2 separate regions of the Homo sapiens genome follow, and region 2 is linked to region 1. Evidence: chromatin loops called from intact Hi-C (ENCODE). Cell type or tissue: MCF 10A. All regions are shown on one strand. Each heading gives the region's core, and the rest is flanking DNA. Links, peaks and the distances in the headings are about the cores only.

Evidence for each region. Hi-C counts contacts between places; a loop is a spot of excess contacts. Peaks named below come from ENCODE experiments on the same cell type or tissue, not always from the same donor. Only the 100,000 strongest peaks of a DNase experiment are listed, where the experiment ranks them.
Region 2: a loop joins it to region 1, with 11 times the contacts of the local background. A loop is called at or near these places in 7 of 110 quality-filtered maps.

The regions. Positions count from the first base shown.
Region 1 is chr4:100,416,587-100,427,362 of GRCh38, reverse strand. EMCN (endomucin) reads left to right here. Exons shown (of 12, transcript NM_016242.4): 6 at 3,959-4,051; 7 at 4,283-4,342; 8 at 5,986-6,081; 9 at 10,222-10,246. LOC124900740 (a long non-coding RNA gene) reads right to left here and starts at 5,992. Exons shown (of 2, transcript XR_007058203.1): 1 at 5,925-5,992. In MCF 10A, for the core only: a CTCF peak has its summit at 5,772; a DNase peak (open chromatin) is centred at 5,792.
Region 2 is chr4:101,150,640-101,161,415 of GRCh38, reverse strand. All of the region lies in intron 2 of PPP3CA (protein phosphatase 3 catalytic subunit alpha), which reads left to right. Among named protein-coding and RNA genes, the nearest start is that of MIR8066, 85 kb to the left of the region's middle. RefSeq lists an enhancer at 5,662-6,163. In MCF 10A, for the core only: no CTCF peak of the experiment used is centred there; a DNase peak (open chromatin) is centred at 5,855.

The DNA.
Region 1 (10,776 bases), core at 1,535-9,534:
TAAATGAAGGCTGCAGGGAACTGTGACTGCCCCACTGCAATTCAGCCTGGAAGACAGAGCAAGATCCTGTTCTCAATATAAAAAGAAATATTAAAAAGATTTTAAAAAAAGAAATAAGAGGAGGAACCAACCAAGGAGACGAAAAAGAAAAAATATCAATAGTCTGCTCTATTCTATTGGTAGCCACATAAAGAAAACGTGATAAGAAGAAGAGAAAGATTTGTGTCAAAGGCTGAAAAGTTATTTTTTTAAATGGGACATGAATAATCTATCAAATTACAATTAGAGACCAGTTCCAAAGTGCTGGGATTACAGGCGTGAGCCACCATGCCCTGCCCAAGATTTCTTTTAACTAAAAAAAAAATTGGGGAGGGAAACTCACAGAATAAAGAAGGATAGCATTGTAGTAATTTCAGGGATTTTGTAAACCCATAGATAGTCCCTTTAGAGCTTCACTCTGAGAATAACTCAAAATCACCACACACTCAAATTCTTAGGAGAGAACTTTAGTCATACAGTGACTCTGAAGTTGGATTAAAAAGGGGCACCTCATGACCACATGAAGTGGGGAAGGGGTGATTTTCCATAGGAAGAGTTAGGCTTCCCAAAAAAAATGGAAAATAAAAGGTTTAAACAAACAGATATTTCCCTTATGAACCAGTGCCCAAGTCTTCCAAGTCCAGTTTAAAATTCCTGAGGCTTCATTTCTACTCCCAATAAGAAGTGGCCTTTTAAATACTTGCCAGGGAGACTGCTTTAATCTGAATGTTCAGAGAAGCAGAGTTCAAGATTCAGTTAAAAGTACAAGGATTTTATTAGGGGAAAATGCCTATGAGAGAAAAAATGCCTGTGAGGGGACAAGGAAAGTCTAGAAGAGCCACCAGACTGAAATGCACATCTGACATGGTGATAGGGAGAGAGAACGGGGATGCTGAGCAGAAGCATCTAGGCTGCCATGCATTCTAGGGGAGGTTCAGCAAGACCATCAGGGAATCCTCCAGTCCACATTCCTCCCAGGACAAGCCGGCCTTAATATTCCTGGCAGGTCCACTCATTGGCTGGGAGCAGCCTTAGAGAGACATGGCACCAGCACAAACAGAGAGATGGGTTTCAGAGGACACGTGGGTAAATTTGGTCACTTATGCTTTCTATAGTTGGAGTTCTGTGAGGAGCATTATTATAGCAATCACAGGTGCCTTGGGACATTGATAGGTCTTCTGTCTTTAAAACTCTCAATGATTTATTAAGTAATTGGTCTACAGTGAGGTCTCCAAATATGTACCATTGTCAGATGCTGATGGGGTAAATTTGGGCATACATTATTACAACAGACTTGACTCTGAGGGTCTCTGTCTCATCAGCTTGCTCCAAGTTCTGACCTGAAGTTTCCAGGCTGGACTTAAATCCTGAAACAACCTAGCCACAAATTCAATAATCATAACAATCACCAAAAGTCAGGGTCCAAGAACAAATCTATGTCATCTAAGAGTACCATATTCTACTCCAGTTTCTCCAGTTCCTCTACTTCTTGACTAGAGCAAAGAAGCATGTGAAAACACAGAAGTGGCTGAAGTTCATATATTTTTCATTCTTAGAATTTTTGAGAAAATTAGACAAACTGACCTTGGTTGGGAGGTTCAACTCTCTAGGGGAATAATCATAATATAAGAATAGAACATTATTATTATATATAATATATACATATTAATATCACATTCCCTTCTAAACAGTTTAAATTTATTTTTACTCATATAATTTTCACAATACCATGATGTAGAACTATTATAATCTCCATGTATATATGTGGAAACTCAGGCACATAGAGGTTAAGCAACTTGCCCAAGATTCCACAGGGGTAAGTGCTAGAGTCAGATTTGTACCCAGCTATCCTGTCTTCAGAATCATGCTCTTAGCCACTCTGCTATAGCTCTCCTATACTTCCTCTGGCAATGCCACTTTGTTAGTAATGTAGGATAATACAGTCTCAACAAAAACTGTGTAGATCATCAGGCTCTGAGCATGTCATGGATTCCGCATCTTAGTCACAGAAAGAATAACATTAGGCTCATGTTTTATGGATTCAGCCAAGTACCATAATTTCAGCAATATGATCATGCTAAAACACAGAGCTTCTCAAACTGTAGGTTAATTCCCATTATTGGATCATGAGCAGTAATTGTGTGTGTGTGTGTGTGTGTGTGTGTGTGTGTGTGCTGGATTCAGAAATAATTTCTTAACTGAAGGTTGCAGTTTAAAGAAAAACAAAACAAATTTTTAAAGTATTTGTTCAAGCAGCCACCAAATCTTTCCACTATGAAGTCTTAACATTTTGGCCTATCCATGGGTCATTAGCAATAACCATTGGCACTGGGCAATCAACACGTTTTAAGCAGGGAAGTTGGGAGTTTGTTCTGACCCAGACACATTACAATCAGTCCTGAGTCTGCCATTTAGCCTGTCTACAGGAAGGTAATATGGTAGGACAATTAACCCTTGAGAAATCCCAAAAGGATTAACATCATTGGTTATTTAATCAGCCACCTTCTTTTCCACCAAGAAAACTGAAAGAGCATTCATCCTCACTAAACTACTTGACACTGGAAAAGGCAGCTGAAAGTACCAAGGTTTCAGCTAGTTCCCACTCTTTCATTTAATATTCCTTTTTCTGCCTGCTTAGTGCACTAGCCTGACATTTTTCTTTGTTCTTATGGGCATATATCTAGCTTCCACCCACAGATCTCTTGCATGGCAAGAACGGTACAGACTCTGAACGTTATTCTTCACCCACAGATGTCAAAAATGCATGAGCATGCAGTGCGTGCTGGGATGTGGGTGGTGAAGAAGGAATGAGCCAAGGCAGTCATAGAAATATCAATTTCTTTGGTGCAATTATACATGGCCTCAATACGCCCAAGGAGCCATAATCATAAGAAGTGCCTCTTAGTGTCAGCTACATTTGACTGCATACCCCCTGTACCCAGAGCTCCATGTTGGGTGTGTGGACAAGTATGGCCCTCACACTCTAGGAACTTGCAATTCAGTGAAGAGGCAAGGCAAACAGGCATGATTTAAATAGAGCACTTCATACTGCACGAGGAAGAGAATACATTTTCAAAAAGTTTTCTAAGTACAAATTGTACTTTATTCCAAATTCACAAGAATAAATGTTTTCAACTTATACAATACTTAATTATTTATATTTCCTTTAAACTTATTGACAGCTATGGATTTTGAATAGTAGATTTTTACTTATAATTTTTGCTTCAGTCCTTCTGATTGAAGATGGCAAATGTTAACTAAACAAACAAATAACGATAACAATAAATTTTTAATTTATATTTTCCTTGGAAAAAAAAGAGCACGGATGCTAGTGAAAAAAAACAGTCAAGTAGCATTACTCTAGAAAAGGCACATAATAAAACCAGCTGCTGAACTTTAGGGATGAAAATGAAGGAGTCTTCTTTGATTTTTCCTCAATTCTTCTAACCAAAGCCTCAACTGCAATTTTTTTCTCTTCAATCACTGATAAATACATAAAATCTGACGTCCTGTGCAGTTATGATCATTTTAACTATGTGTGATAGAAAAAAAACACTATCACCCAAAGTTATAATATCTGAAATTTGAAAAATGCTTTTGCATAGATTTACATCCCACAAGAATCTTATGCAGTAGGTTATACAGGCTGTAATCTACGCTAAAAAACTTACTGAAGTTTTCTTGGCGAGTTCCTGAAGATGTAAAACTGATACTCAGGCTTTGTGATTCTAAATTTAATTATCTTTCCAGGAGGAATGGATGAACTTATGGTTTAGTGTTATGATTGCATTTATCCTACTATTTGACAATAAATAGTTTTCACAGATCTTCAGAAAAGCAAACTGTTTGAATCTGCAAAGAAATCCCATATGAAGGCTTAATACCATAGCCTGATTCTGCATTTGTAATTTTCATACAGGTAGTGTTCTACAACCAGATGCATCACCTTCTAAAACTGGTACATTAACCTCAATACCAGTTACAATTCCAGAAAACACCTCACAGTCTCAAGGTATGATATCTGTGTGCCTGAGTGGAAATCTGCTCTACCTGACCCTTTCTTGACTGAAACCCTAACAATCTTGACTCACAAAACAGAGCTCCTTCAGAATGAGACTGAATCTTTTGCACTTGCAGCATCATACCTACAAATCATGGCTGTTTCCTTAAATGAGGGTGGAGGGAGGACTGCAAGAATTGGCACACATTAACCAAAAGTGACTTGTTTTTTTCTTTCTTAAAGTAATAGGCACTGAGGGTGGAAAAAATGCAAGCACTTCAGCAACCAGCCGGTCTTATTCCAGTGAGTAACAGCAATGCCTTCATTCATGGCAGTAGATATGCAGAATGTTTGAATGTGACCAGTAAAGGAGAGGAATCAGATTATGGGCAGCCTTTTCTCAACTTTACTGAGCCTGCAATCCCATTACAATCCCATCTAACTGCTGCCTGCTCTGAAAATTTCCCACAAGTGAGTCTTAATGACAAAAAAAAAAAAAAAGAAAAGAAAGAAAGAAAGAAAGAAAACAGAAGAGGAAAAAAAGCACAGTTTGGCAATTTTTTTCTTAGTTTAGTGTTTAACAATTACGATCAAGGGCCAAGGATGACTCGATGGGACTAGTTTCAGATAAGTCAAAATGCACAGGTAGAGGTCCCCATAAAAGTGAATTATTTCCAAATTATCAGGTTGTATACCCTGAATATATTTTATTTTTGTCAAGTAAATAATTAAAATAATAAATAAATTATATCAAAAAATGAATTGTTTGCCTTCATAGAACATTAAAAACGGCCTTTAAGAAATGTTCCATTTTAACTAAAACCTATATATGTCATATAACATTTATGTGTGTGCTAAGACTGAATACAGAATATTAAATAACTTCCTTAGTAATTAAGAATAAAAAGACAATATTCAAAACTGTTATTATAAAAGGCTCTATTAAGTTTAGTTAAACCCATTCCATTAAATAAGTCATCATAGAAATTACTGACCTGCTGATTCACGGCATCTTCATTTGGGAGGCAATAATGATTTCACCTAAGGTCTATTATGAAATCAGCAGAACTTACTTAAAACAAATATTTAACTCTGACAATGGAAGTGTAAACCATCCTACAGATGAATTGGAGAGTAAGTCTCACCCCTGATAAATATATAAGGAGTACATATGAAAGCAAATATGCTAAACTAATAGTCATCTTAATTTCCTTTAGTTGTGTGTCTATGACAGCTCTCTTGCTTTTATCACTGTACTTTTAACCTTGGAAATAACCATCAGAAAAGAAGGAAAGAAGGAAGGAAGGAAGGAAGGAAGGCAGGCAATACTCTTCCTCTTAATACAAATATGAAAAACTCACCCTAAGTTACTGCAGCAACATCACTCCCCCAAACAGACACACATACACATCTCTCTTGAATCATGTTCATTTTCAAGAATCATCTTCACTGTGGTATCTACTTACATTATTTTATGCCTTTTCTAGTTTTAAGGTATTATTATAGAAAGAAATTTGTGAGTGTTTTAGAAAGCCAGCATTAGGACTAAAGCAATCCCCGTTGGGTTATATATATTTTGGTAACTTCATTATAAAGTACTAAAAAATGTAATGAGTGAATGAGGATTTAATTATAATCTAGAGTACATCTTCTGCTTCTCCAGTCTCCCATCTCCCCACTTCTTCAGTCTCCAGGAAGATGGGGGCACTCTCTCTTAAGGTTGGAATTTTGTTTCAGAAAGGTTACAAGACTGACATCAAGTGGTTATGTCAAAGATGACAACTAGAGCAAACCCCATGAATCAGAGGAATCTTTGCCTAAAATATGTTTTTAATAGAATGATATTTAAAGAAGAAAGGAAGTACTCATGCTTTGGCTCACTTACCAAACTATCGCTGTGAAATTCAGTAGCCACTCTAATTGACAATGTCTCCAATTCTTTTTAGGTATTATTTTGCCGGTGGTTATTGCTTTGATTGTAATAACACTTTCAGTATTTGTTCTGGTGGGTTTGTACCGAATGTGCTGGAAGGCAGATCCGGGTAGGTAACAGTGTTTTGTTTTGTTTTCCTGAAAGAAGAATGAATGCTCAGTTTAAACTTGATTTTAAATTCTTAAAGGGAGAGAAAAGTTATAGAAAGAAATGAAATGTCATATTTCCTGATCACAGAAACAAAGGACGAAGGGCACAGACACCCACTGAATGCTAGTGAACTGCAGAGTGGGAACTAAATACTATGAGTAGATATTATCAAATATAGGGAAATTCTTTTTAATAAAATAGCCCAAATTTTATGGGTGGTCAGGGGAATATGATAGTAAAGAGGGCATAACAATGACATAACTTGTCTATGGTAAAGATTAACTCCATTTCTATGTAACAGAAAATAAAGAGGGAGATTGCTAAGAATTCAGCTCAGGGGCCCATAATCTCAAAAAATGTCCCGTGACTAATTTCCCTCCTGGGAGACACACCCAACGAAAGTATCTTCCAAGACCATGTTATATTTTTTATCCTTTTTAAAAATAAACTTTCTATTTTAGAGTAGACTTAGAGTTACAGGGAAGTTGCAAAGATAGTACAGTGAGTCACCATACCTAGTTTCCCTTATTCCCTTATTAAGATCTGATGGTATGTTTGTCACAATTAGTGAACTAATACTGATAAATTATTGTTAACTAAATTCTGATTTCTTTTAGTCTTTACTCAGTCTTTTTTCTGTTCCAAGAAATTTGCCTCTTCTTTACTCAACCTTCACCTAAATACCCCTTCAACTCCCATGGCTCAGCTGTCATGTTACCGTAATTGCAAACTATCTTTCCACTTCACAGCCCAGCCCTGGTCGTATAATGTAGTAGCATGTATCCATGCCCTCATCCATACTATTCCTTCTGGAATATCCAGCCCACCTCTTACCTTTCATAACATACCTAATCTCCAACTTACCCATTAGGACTCAACTCAAACACAAATTTACTGTATCTTTTTATAACATACCACTTCTTCAAGCAGAATGAATTCTACCTTTAATTGTATTACTACAGATTTGGATTATATCATTTATCATACCATAGTACAGTTACTTATTTCTCCATGTGCCTACCTCTCTTGAAAGTCAGGCAACCCTTCCAAGTCACAAATCACATATTGTTCACATTGCATGCTACCTAATATATAGCAGGCCCTTACTATATACTTATTGAGTTACATTTTTAAAGGTACAGTAAATAGAATTCTTCTTCCCCACTTTAATTCTAAATATGTCACAAAAAAATCTAAGTCTCATAAACTGTTAGAAGGTAAAAAGCAATTATTTTTATAATGTATATAAGCTGCATTATTCTTTGTTTACCTCATGGACAGTGTGCCCCCCAGGACACCAGTGAATGCTATCCCTAAAGCCACCTGCTCACCATGCATTGCATGGACAGTTGTAGTATGATAACGACAGTACCAAGAGAAGCTAGGAGACCAAAACAGCAGAGTTCATTTTAGCTCTTGGTGAAAAGTAAAAACAAATCAATGCCTTTTCCTTTGGGAATCAGTGAATAAACTTCTTAATGTCTGAAACATGTCTCCTTGTTCAGTTTTCAGAGGAGAAACAGCATTTTTATAAGTCAGTTTAATTTCTCTAAGTTTCTGAACTACCTACCAATCCTGTCTTTTACTGAAAATCAGCCTGAGAGTGTTGAGTAAGCAGGATATGTAAAAATTAATGTGCTAAATTTATTTGTAAAAATATGCTATACTAAAAATTACTTTACATAGGAAGATTTAAGAATGTATTATTTGAAAAGTTGACCTTTTCTATTAAAGCGGTTTCCATGGATGTATAAAGTTCCTACCACTACGGATAGCTATTCTGAAGACATGAGTATTTTAAAGTCAAGTTTGGCAATTGTACAATTAGCCAAATCTTTTTGGTTGTTGTTAACTTTGTTTCTGAGACAGAATTTACAGCACTGTTATCATTAAATTAGCACCATTAAATACCTGCAGTTAATCACTCTTCAAGTATGTGGGAGAGACTTTATCTAGTTTGGGAAATTAGTAAACCCATTCTGCTCTGTGGAAGACAACATGAATCAGAGATTTCCGTAAGAAATGAAGCTTATCTGGACAAGGTTGACAGTGGACTGAACTTTAACCAAATAAGAATGGTATATACGCAGAAAATAGTCTGTTGGCTTGCATCTATCTGCTAATGAGACTATCGCTATAGTTTCCTAGGGAAAAAATATTAAAACAGGCATATAAAAATCTCAATACATTTTGCTGGAGAGAATGCGGAGAAAAGGGAAACCTCGTACGCTGTGGGTGGAAATGTAAATTAGTACAACCACTATGGAGAACAGCTTGGAGGTTCCTCAAAAAAACTAAAAATACAGCTACTATATGATCCAGCAATCCCGCTGCTGGGTATATACGCTTAACACAGGAAATCAATATATCAAAGAAATACCTGCAGTCCCACATTTGTTGCAGCACTGTTCACAATAGCCAAGATTTGGAAGCAACCTAAGTGTCCATCAGCAGATGAATAGATAACGAAAATGTGGTGCTTATACACAGTGATGTCCATTCAGTCACAAAAAAGAATGAGATCCTGTCATTTGCAACAACATGGATGGAACTGGAAGTCATTATGTTAAGTGAAATAAGTCAGGCACAGAAAGACAAACTTCCCATGTTTTTATTTCTGGAAGCTAAAAAATCAAAACAATTGAACTCATGGAGCTAGAGAGTAGAAGGATGGCTACCAGAAGCTGGGAAGGGTAGTGGAGGGGAAGTGGAGATGGTTAATGGGTACAAAAATGTATGAAGTATGGGTAAAACCTAGTATTTGACAGCACAACAGGGCGACTATAGTCAATAATAAACTTAATGATACATTTTGAAATAACTCAATGAATATAATTGAACTGTTTGTAACACGAAGGATACTTGAGGGGATGGATACACCACTGCCATGATGTGATTGTTATGCATTGCATGCCTATATCAAAATCTCTCTTATACCCCATAAATATCTACATCTACTATGTACCCCCAAAAATTATAAATGAAAAAAACTCATTTTAAAACAGGGCTATTAGCATCACAGGTGATATTGTATATGACACATAGGAATCAAAAAATGCTGTTAAAACCTTACTGATGGAGCAAAGATGAGGTTAAGTCTAATTGGTGAGCAGCATATGGTGCCATGGGTTAAATCCTACGTATTAAGAGTTACGATGGCAATATCTTAACCAAGATGACAGAAATAGAAGCAGCCAAAATATGAGTGGAAGTTAAGGTCTTTATAAAACAAGGATAGTCAAAGCCAGGAGAATTATATTCAAAGGGCATACTCAATGACAAGATTTAGATTACATATAAAAGGAAATCTAAGAAACAGAAGCTGCAATGGAATAAAACCAGACCAAAGGAGCACAACAAGGGGAACCTTATGCAATCACATTAAACAGCTGGCCTGATTGGCCATAGATTAATGCAAGATTTGATCACCAACATTCACTCCAGAGAGGCCATGTCCTTGTGCAGAATGAATCATTCTGAGTTCTCACTCTAAACCCCAGGTGTTTTCTATCAGACAGCTGTGAAGCAGCCTGGCAAAGAGAACAAAAGATTAGTTGCAGCTAGTAGCCTCTGCGACATTTTGCAGGGCTCTTTTGAGAGGCTGAATCAGTGGGTTTAAGATACAATTAGATATAGTATCTACATTGTAGCTCACCACAAACACAGTGATTTCTGTCCCAAAAAAGAACAATGTATAAAGGAAAGTCAAAACTTCAATTCTCTGGCATAAAACCTTCAATACTTTTAATAGAATTTTTTCAGAGATACTGAAATAAACAGACATTTTCTGTTGTCCATGGGATATGCAATAATGAACAGTAATTTCACATAGTGATATGAAACTACAAGATCAAGATTAGTCCAGAACTAAGTTTAGTGGACTTGACCTAATTAGGACTATCCCATGAGTGCCAGGATAAGTATTAACCATACCTGAGGAAATGGCTTGGCAAGGGGAAAATTAAAATATTTTAAAATGACTTAGAAACATCTCTGCATAGAAAAGAGTGGACAGCAGGTGAGGGGGTTAGAGGGGCTTGCTCATATTTATGGTAGCCAACTTCTTTGCAACTCTAATAACAACTCCCTCTTCTCCTAGGCACACCAGAAAATGGAAATGATCAGTAAGTAAGCCCATATCATCTTTTGTTTAGACCCTACCATTTACGTAGTGAAAATTATTGTTACTCTACTTATACTTTTTTGGATTATTTCTAAAGTGTAGAAAATCTACATATTGGCTTTAACTGTTTGTCAGAGCTCTCTCCATTTAACAGAGAAATTCCAAATGTAAGATCATGTTTAATCTTAGAATGGTAAAATGGGAAATAAAAAGATGAAATGGAAAAGTAGAAGAATGAATATAATTATGAGGGAAAATATCATAGAAAAAATACCTAGAGTTTTAAAATAGTTTCCCAGTGAAATTTTTAATATGTTTATCACAGGGAAATTTGTGCTTCTACCTTGAGCCAGTTCTCAGTGCCTTTAAGGTAGATGGCTGTTTTACTTTGACTTGATTAAAATAAAGCAGATTTTAGTAATCCAGGCAACTGTAACAACCAAGGTGCTGCAAAGAGACATGATGAATTGATTTTCATGTCAAAACAAACCCTGTTTTCCTTGTTGACAGGAATTTGTGGTCTACCTTTAT
Region 2 (10,776 bases), core at 1,423-9,422, 730 kb before region 1:
TATTATACCATATTACAGCACCTTATGAAATAATTCATGAGTGATTGAATTCATTGTGATAGGGAGAGGCTTGTTCAAATACTCAATAAAAATGTTATAGTCACACTTTGCTTAACAACAGGGAAACATCCTGAGAAATGCGTCATTTGCCGATTTTGTTGTGGGAACATCATAGGGTGTATTTACACAAACCTAGATGATATAGCTGATACAGGGTCTATTTATATAAACCTAGAGAATGTGATGTAGCCTATTGCTTCTCGGCTACAAACCTGTACCACGTTACTGTACTGAATATTGTAGGTAATTGTAACACAAAGGTAAGTATTTGTGTATATAACATATCTAAACATAGAAAAGACACAGTAAAAATATGATGTTATAATCTTATGGGCCTACCATCATGTAGGCAGCATGTCCTTGGCCAAAACCTTGTTATGCAGTACGTGACTGTATTTCTTTGTAGAAGGAAGAAAAAGAAACCCTTGAAATCTGAGTCATTATTTTGAACTTCAACAAGGATTCAGATTTTGTCTTGATATTAGCAGATCTAATATCCCAAGTCCATTTTCTCTACATTCCTAAAACCTAGCCCCTTATTACCAATTTGGATACCTTCACTCACATACATATTCTAAAGAACATCTTCATTTGTCTGATTAAAAAAATATTTTTAAAGAATAGTTATACTCTTGATATATAAAAAGAAGAAATAGCTATTGATTCATGAAAATCACTATCTTTTAGAGTAGTGTAAGGGTGTTTGCTACTTGAGAGGGTGGATATGCTTATTCTAAGCAACTCCAGTAACACCTTGACTTCATAGAAATGAAAGAAAGGATTATTAATAATTTTGCAAGACTTGTTTTGCTTCTCGAGTATTCACATAGCTATCCCATAGAGCACACTCTGTGCATTTACCATGATCGGACTCCCACACATTTTATTAATGCATAAATTTGAAATTATTGTTTTTGACCAAGTTGATGAATATTAAAGTTTGAGGAAACTAAAGAAATCACGTTGGTCATTTTCCTGCTTCTTCAGATGAAAAAATGGGGGCAAAAAGGATAAGTTATTTCCCTAAAGTGAGCCAAACTGTGTTGGTAAGGACTAGAATGACTTATATCAGTGGTCGTTGTCAATGGATTTTCCATGGGGAAGTAAATGTACGTACTTGAGAATTTTGTTAGCGACTTCATCATTGCAGTCACTGTAAAGGTTTGTACTTAGCACACTTCTAAATTGTATGGCACATGCAGTTCAAGATAGAAGTGTGGAATGTAGCAGGCGTGCACCAACCATACTTTTATATTTTACTTTCTATTTCACATTTTTCTTCTCTACTTTCCCAAGGTAGTTGTCACCTTATCCTAGCTTGATTATTATAATGATGCATACATGAATATTTTTTCTATTGGGCTATTTTCAGTAAGAATCAGACAGAATATTTTATAGATAGTTCACGTTTTTGTAACTTTAAGAATAATACTGAATACTGCTTCCAGCAATGGCCCCATTTCTGTGTACAGATGGTTTTGATGTATGTATTTCAGGTATCTGAAGCAAGCAGAAAAAGGCAGCGCTGGTTGATACCTATTTTAGAATCAGCCCTACATCCATAAATGTATATTTTTGAAAGATTTATTTCTGGTATTTTGCAATCCTGTTATAAGACTATATTCTGTGAATTTTTAAAGTAGTGACAATATAGCACATAGGATGGGAATAATTTTAAGACTAGGGGCATTATGAGGATTTCTGAATCAGTTTTACTTAATAAAAATACAGCTGTTCATTTAGATCATTATTAACCATTAATAAAGCTGTCTTTCTTTTGACACCAGAAAGAAGGCCAGTCTAGTTCACTCAAGTGACAAAACTTCTGGTAAAAAATCTGTCACAGTCTAAACCTGTTTCTTTTGGGTGGAAGTGTTGGGTTACTGTAAAATCCCTGGTCTCTTCCCCTTAGATAATGTAAACCCAGATTAAATCAGAGGCTGGCACTGTTCTTATCCTGGGGTAGGGAATGAGGGGCTGGGGAGGTGGGTCAGTGGGCAGGTATGGGGTAAGGAGATAAGAGATAGAGGGAAAAAACTGGTGAGTACCTAGTTAGAGCAGCGTGGCCTGCAGGAATAGCACTGGCCTCTGAATCACTGTTTTTTTAGAATCTACTTCTTTTCCAGTTCCAACTTTCTACCACCTAACGAGCTCTTCTTGGGCCCTGCGGCCAGACTGCCAGGATTGGTTCACATCTTGGCTGACTGTATAACTTGCTACCTTAAGAATTTTGGCCACTTACCTAAAACTCGCTGAGCCTCAGTTTCCTCGTCTGCATAATGGAGGTAATAATAGTACCTTTCTTAGGGAACTGTGAGGATTAAATTAGCCAAACCCCCAGAGGAAGCTAAGTCAACTACTATTATCTTGGTTTAAGTTTCTTAATAATTTTTGAGCCTTAGTTATCTTCATTCATAAAATGGAGTATCGTCACTACTGTGAAGATTAAATAAAATGGATGATATTGGTTAAAAGTACTTAATAAATGTTACTGAGATATGAATTAACTTTTAGCTGATTAAAATGCTTTAACTATTATTTGCCATTGCATCAAATATTTGAATAACAAAGCTTTTACTATGTTTGGTAAACTGCAACTTATTCATAGGATTCACTAATTTGGGTATTGAATAACCAGATACCAAACAACAATTGACTGACTCATTCAGATATTATTTATGGGCACCAGTGATAGGCAATCACAGTAGAGGCCACAGTTGAGGTCACTGAGGCCCCAAAAACCTAGACCTGCCGTGTGGCACCTAGTTTTAACTACTCTCATGATTTCTCATCTGACATTTAATTATAATATGATACCGAGGCCCAAAGTCCTAAACGTGGAAACTGAAAGGAGAGCCCCCTTAACTCATCTTCATTTGAACCTCAACAACAAAAAATTAAAAAGGAAAAACAGTTGCTCCCTTCTTAAGTACTGCCTTTTAAAATGTTCTTGTTGCACACTGCTTCAACTTTTCTCTGCCCACCAGGCTTCCATTTGTGATCTGTCTGAAATAACTATTTTTGCATAACACATTCTTTCTTCGCTGCTGATCTTCCCTGGAGCTGCTGCTGCTTCCCGTGGGGAATACAGATGAGGCTGGTGATGCACCAGGAGCAGGCCAGGGGACTCTGAGATGATGACTCTTTGTCATTGTGAATAATTCTCTCTGAATTCTCGGGTTTCTGGTGGGTTTTTCTTCTTTCTTTTCATCTTCTTGGTATAAATCTAGTTTTAATTATTTCACAGAATATTTGTCTTTCTGAAAGCTTCTCGTGCAAAACAAAGACAAAACATTAACATAGTAAAGTTATTTTATCAGTAGCCTTTCTCTGTGTTAATTAGGATGTATATCAATATGACATCATTATTTTCATTATTTAAATGTACTAAAGTTTAAATACTTGTAGCTTTTAGACATGAATTAAAAATAGAACTATTTTGAAACTGGTCATGAAGACTGAGAGGTTTTTTTTTTTTTTTTTTTTTTTGCCTCCTAAGGAACCGTTTAGGATGATTCATAAAGCATTTTCTGAAATAAAAGGCAGAACCGTACAATTCTGATTTTAAAAAATCAGGGAATTAGAGTACCTCAGTCTTGCAGCTTTAAAAGAGCAGAAGAAAAAAAGCATTGAACAAACTTTACATTCTCTTGATGGGTTTCAAAGAACATCAAAATTATCTAAGTCAATTCTCTTCTGCCAGACAGGAGTTCACTTGCATCATCAGCCTTTAAGAACTTTGATTCAGCGCACACAGACACCAGTCTCATTTTCCTTGTACTAGGTTACCTCTAGGATTTCTTTAGCCTACTCAAGGCACTGCCATCCTCCCTGTCTCCCAGGCTTGAAACTTTAGAGACTGTCTTCATTTCTTCTTTTCCTCGTCCCCTTTCTCTAGTCAGCCACTAAGTCCTACTTTTCATTTCAATGTCTTTTGTGTCAGCTTTCTCTTTTTCCTATTTCTATTGTCTTCTTCTTGACACAAATGCCTGGAAGGTGAAAGTATAAAATATCTTGATATTACCAAGGAATTAATGTGTGGAACTTTCACAATTAAATCACTACTGTCATTACTATCCAATAATTCATTGTTTATTTCTACACCTGCAGTTGCAGTTTACCTGGAGGTACTTTGCATACAGAAACATTTTTCATCACTTACTAAGTGAGAATAGGACCCTGGCCTAGGGGGAAAAACAACCACAGACAAACCATACTTCCCTGAGAAGCAGGAGCATAGTGCTGGCTAGTGAATTGCTTTCACAAACCGACCTCATAACTCTGTGCCTTAGAAAAATTAGAAATGGGAACATTTGGAGATCACTTGGGAAAACTTGAAATTATGAATGTTAATCTGTGATTGCTAAGGGAACGTGGTATTTCCTGCCTATTTTGTCTGTAGTTTGTCTCTTTCTCTTCTAATTCATTTTTAAAACTCTGCTAGATTAATTTTGCTAAAATAACGTTTTGCACTCCTCATTTCCTGTTTAAAAACATGTAGTGACTCACCATCAGTTTTAGAAATCGATTTAAAGGACTTCATGAAACTGGTTTCAGGCCACCCACAGTTTGGCCCATACCTATCTCCTGTTCTCCTTCATAAACCTTTCAAATCTAGCCAAATTGCTTTGTTCTTTGTCCCTGGAGTATGGCTTTCTCTTTCTTTCTTTCTTTCTTTTTTTTTTGAGACACAGTTTCGCTCTTGTTGCCCAGGCTGGAGTGCAATGGCACGATCACAACCTCCACCTCCTGGGTTCAAGCGATTCTCCTGCCTCAGTCTCCCGAGTAGCTGGGATTACAAGCATGTGTCACCACACCCAGCTAATTTTGTATTTTTAGTAGAGACGGGGTTTCTCCATGTTGGTCAGGCTGGTCTCGAACTCCCGACTTCAGGTGATCTGCCGGCCTCAGCCTCCCAAAGTGCTGGGATTACAGGCGGGAGCCACTTTGCCTGGCCTGGAATATGCCTTTTTCTATTGCTGTGCTTTATTCTGATTTTTGTTTTAGAATAGCTTTCAAATCTTATTCTGTTTCTTTAATCTCTCTTGTGTCTCTCTTTATGCCTTCTGGGCTTCACATGGGGACTGGTGTGGTTGTAAAGGCCCCCTGAGTTGAGATGTGGAAGCACCCTCTGTTACAGAGTGAGGGATTGACTCACTGAAAAGAACTATTCAAGTCATTCCTGAATTGCTTACCTTTGGTACTTCTTGATTTAGTAAAGTAGATTTCCTGTTTTCATATGAAAAGCATAATTGAATCATAGAGCAGGTACTAGGAATCAGACTGTCTGGGTGTGAAACCCCACTCTGACTTTTACTAGCTCTTGACCATAGGCATAGTTTCCGTATCTCTAAATGCATGTAAGGGTCCCTGTCTACCTTGTAGGGTGGTTGTGAGGATAAAAACAATACACAGCACATGATAAGAGCTCAATGAATATTAGCTGCTGCCTTTGTTATTCGTATTCATATTATTGTAGATATTTTCTGATGAATTTGATACTCGTTCACCATTTACTTCAACACATTTCGAGTTAAAAGATATTTCCTGCTTTGAGAATAAAATTATTTCAAGTTAAAATAAAAATTAATCTAATATACCCTTAAGTAGTAATGAGGCATGTAGTTAGTGCACTGAAGTAGTTATGTGCTTCCCAAAGTGGGAACTTAAAACAAAAAGGAATCTTTTAAGCTTAACAATTCCTTATGTTAGTCATATAATTATCCCTTTTCTCAGAAGCCTGGGGCCAAATGGATCTGTTCCTAGGAGAAAGGAACTGTCTCTCCTGGCTTAACAAAGATTCAGTTTAAAGGCTAGCTACCCTCTGAGTCATACTGCTTTCTGATCTTGGAGTGCTTGCCTCTGTCCCATGAGAAAGAAAGGTGGATGAACAGCACTTGCAGGAAGGAACTTTCATCTTTCTTGAAGCCAATCCAAGGCCTCAGATGCAGAAAGAATGCCTACCTTACCTCTTCAGGGGAAAAGGGGTTTGATAAAGGTGCTCTACATAATGCGAATCTGTTTTCATTAATTCATGCATTCATCTACTCTTTTATTATGCATTCAATTCCTCAACCATTTATTGAGTATATACCTGGTGTCAAGCACTGTGCTAGCTACTGGACACGTCAAAAGGAAAGAATGAGATTTTGTCCTCTGCCTTGAGATTAAGGTAGTTTTTTTGTTTGTTTGTATGTTTTAACATACCAAGTCCAGTGAAATCTTAAAATATTTTTTATATGGCTGGGCGCGTTGGCTCACGCCCGTAATCCCAGCACTTTGGGAGGCCGAGGCGGGCAGATCATGAGGTCAAGAAATTGAGAACATCCTGGCCAACATGGTGAAACCCCGTCTCTACTAAAAATACAAAAATTAGCTGGGTGTGGTGGCAGGCACCTGTAGTCCCAGCTACTCTGAAGGCTGAGGTAGGAGAATCGCTTGAACCCAGGAGGTGGAGGTTGCAGTGAGCCGAGATTGCACCACTGCACTCCAGCTTGGGTGACAGAGTGAGACTCCATCACAAAAAAAAAAAAAAAAAAAAAAAAAATTCTGGGAGTGAATGTGTTCTGAAGCAGATTTACATTTGCTAAATTCCATGCCAGGCAGAACAAATGTAATTCAGTGCATATTTGAAATTCATAAAATGGAAGTACTTGAGTAGTTGGAGAACCTGTTATTGAGGTGAAGAAACTCAATCATAATTAGAGTCATAATGATTACACTGGGTAGAGTCTAAGCAGCAATTTCTAAAATCCAGTGACTCTCTATTATCTCTGTGACAAAATGTTGGAATTTAAATATTACTTCTGGAAGGCCAGGTAATTTTTAGATGTGTTGGAACACTTTTATTGCCCCATAGCATAGCTTTAGATTTTTTTCTTTATCCCACCCTTTCCACCAATCTGGGAAAAGAACCATTTCCAAATTCTTGTACAGAGTAAATCACGTGCTCTTTAATTGTTGGAACTAATTTTAAATTTTGATACTGTTTATAAATTTACTAGTCAGAATTCTGTTACTTGATATGTTACTTTGGGTTTGAAAATGTTTCTCTTTTTTATTCACTGGTAGAATACCTGACTTTTGGGAGAACAGCAAATATTTCATGGTGGTAAACTTGTTTTAATTAGCTAACAGGACCATTCACAGTTTTTGAAGCATTCTGGCCAAGAAGTAATTTAGAGTGGAGGATAGAACTATTTTCTTCTTGAAAACAAGAAGGCAGGCAAGCAGTGTTCATAAGGATGACATATACAAGCAAATGTGGTACTTCATAAAAAACTGAGTTGGTTCTATTGTTAAGTAGCATATTTACTCCTTTTGACTTGGAAATTTTTTTCTTTTAAAAGTGGCCATGGGCTTTATTTAATAACTTTTACCAGAGAGCAGCAGAGAAGGCCATGCATATGTCCAAATGTATTGTGCTTTTTTTTTTCTGTAGAATCCACATCCTGTACAACCAAATGTATTGTATTAAAAATGAACTGTGATAGTAACTTGGTAACATTGCAGGAAGTATGCCTGAGCACACAGTGGTTCTCTTAATGTGGTTCTGAGATTTTCATGCTGCTTGTCTTTGTTGACTTAATCCCACTAGGAAGAGGTCTTCATAAAATTCCTTTTTGCTAGGTAGATAACCTGTGGGAGCTGTTTGTTTTTTCCTAAGCAAGGAGAATACCTACTTGAGTGCTAATAGGATTCTTAGTTTGGTTTTCTAATTGGAAGCCCTAATTAAGCTCTGACAAGATCTCTTTTTGTTGATATTTTGACACCCTCTTTGTTGACGTGATTCTTTGTTCAAAGATCTTTTAGCAGCTAAACAAACAAATGTGAGGTGATGACAATAATTTTATATTCCATGTACCAAGTGTTTATACAATTCTACTTTGCCAGTAGTATATAGTATCTTCAGAAATCTTGAACTATATGTGTACTGTTGAAATGAATGTTATTAAGAAAGATGAAATAAACATAGTAATTTATTTTTTGCTGATAGTTGAACTTAGCAAGTTCTATTGTTAAGGGATGTTTATTTGGTATAATGTCATGCTTTCTTTAGGTTCCATGTTGAGAAAAGCCTGAATTCTTTTCTTTAAAATAATGCCTGCCTCATTCAGACCCACACACAGAGTTTCTGCACATACAAGTCAGTCCACTGTCCCTACACAAAACCCTTTAATAGCATCTCTTTGCCCTTTGGATAGAATCCAAACACTTTACCGTCCTACCACTTCACCCCGAATGCTCAGAGGACTGCTTTCTGCTTTCTGCTTTCTTCTCCAGCCTTCTCTTGGTCCTTTCCCCTTAATCTCCAGACTCTAGATTTACTAGATACCTAACATTTAATGGAATTTGTTAAGCTCCCCTTTGACCCAGATAAACCTTACTCACCCTTTGGGTCTCAAATTAAATGTCACTCCTATGGGAAATCTTTATCGACAGAAGTATACCATCTAATGCTTTCGCGTTTTTTTTCCTTTTCTTTTTTTTAGTGAGACTAGTACACTTAGATTTACTTTTAATCACACATTCAGTGGCCTATGTTATCTGTGATCTTTCTAGAATATATGTTTATTTCTTGCAAGGACTGTTTCTCTGCCTCTTTCTTCATTGTGTCATACTGTGCTTGCCCCATGGTAGGTTATCTTAAATATTTGCAGATTGACTGGTTGATTGGTTGATAAGGAGAAAGAGTTGTACAAGGACTTAATGGCATGATAGAGAAATCTGTTTCTAGTAAAATTTACTCAAGTTATGTTATTGCATTTTATATTATTTTCTGTCCAAAATCTGGTCTTACAACTGCCAATTTTCTTACTTTGTTAGTAGCCTATGACATTACATGATCTTACAAAGTAAAATGTCTTTATTCAGCACCTACTACATTAGAATGTGATCATTTGGACAGGGTGTACTGACAGCTTTTAGAGGTAACTCATAAAAAGAAAAATCTTTTTCAAATATCCAAAAGCATTATAGATGTATTATTTTACTTACAAACACTTCTGCTAGTTATTCTCAATTACTCTTACCTATTTCTTATCAAGTTTCATAAGGATTTATGTTAATACATCTCAACCTAGATCAAAGTACTATATGATTTTCCAAATATTAAAAGTGCATTTTTATGTCTATCTAATCATTAATCTATCCAGTCAGTGCTTTTTAACTGGAAGAATAAATTAAAAACATCTTTAATACTAAATTGTGGATATTTAGAAAGAAATTTAGAATACTACCTCTGCTTTCTTCAAATATTCGGAAAAAATTCTTAAGTTTCAAATTTGTAGCAACTCAAATCTGCACCATACTTCTAGTTATGTTGAAATAATGAGGTTTTTCTATTTTGTATTTCCAGAATAATAAAATATTTGCATATGTATAGAAAAATAGGAAACTTGGCTGGGTGCAGTGGCTCACGCCTGTAATCCCAGCACTTTGGGAGGCCAAGGCAGGCAAATCATGAGGTCAGGAGATCAAGATCATCCTGGCTAACATGGTGAAACCCCGTCTCTACTAAAAATACAAAAAATTAGCAGGGTGTGGTGGCATGCTCCTGTAGTCCCAGCTACTCGGGAGGCTGAGGCAGTAGAATTGCTTGAACCCGGAAGGCGGAGGTTGCAGTGAGCTGAGATTGCGCCACTGCACTCCAGCCTGGGCAACAGAGCAACACTCTATCTCAAAAAAAAAAAAAAAAAAAAAAGGAAACCTTGGCTTAGCTAAATTTTGGGAATATTCTTTATCTTTTCCTTTGTTGAAAAATGAAATGAGAGTAAACATTTCTTTTTTTTTTTTTTGATACAGAGTCTTGCTTTGTGACCCATGTTGGAGTGCAGTGGTGCAATCTCAGCTCACTGCAACCTCCACCTCCCGGGTTCAAGCGATTCTCTGCCTCAACCTTCAGAGTAGCTGGGACTACAGGAGTCCGCCACCACGCTCAGCTAATTTTTGTATTTTTAGTAGAGACGGTGTTTCACCATCTTGGCCAGGCTGGTTTTGAACTCCTGACCTCGTGATCCACCCACGGCCTCCCAAAGTGCTGGGATTACAGGCATGAGCCACCGTGCCCGGCCTGAGAGTAAACATTTCTATATGGAAATGAATCTGTTGAACCTCATTCAGATAAACAAATGAATATTTGGCCAGAACATTGATTATTCAACCATTATATTCAAATCTTGACTGAAGGTCCATGGTCACGGTCTGTGTGCCATTGATGAAGTAGCACTTTATAAAAAGCTGTCAATGTTAAAAGTAATGTTTAATGGCTAATGTTAAAAATGAAGTTATATGATTCTAAAGTCTTCTTATGAACTTAATTTTGAGATATTATAATTAATTTTAAATTTTGATTATACCTTTTTCTTTTCAATAGACCTTTGTGGATTACATGTAATTTATAGCATGGTAGAGTGGGCCTAGAAGAGACACACATGAAAAAGTATGGTTATGTCCCCTAAGGACTGGGACTTTAGGAGACTGAACTAATGTTTCCCCAAATAATATGTCGTATGCTGTGATAGAGTCCAAAAATTAGATGAAAATAAAGTATTATGTGAGTGCCAAGGAGGAAGCGATTAATATTAATTTGTAGAATCAGAGGATGCTCTGTAGAGCATTTAGACTTTATTTTGCTTCTATACAGCTTTATTAACTATTCTATACTGTGTATCATACATAATGCTTTATTTAGCAATGTTTTCATTTCAGTTAAAA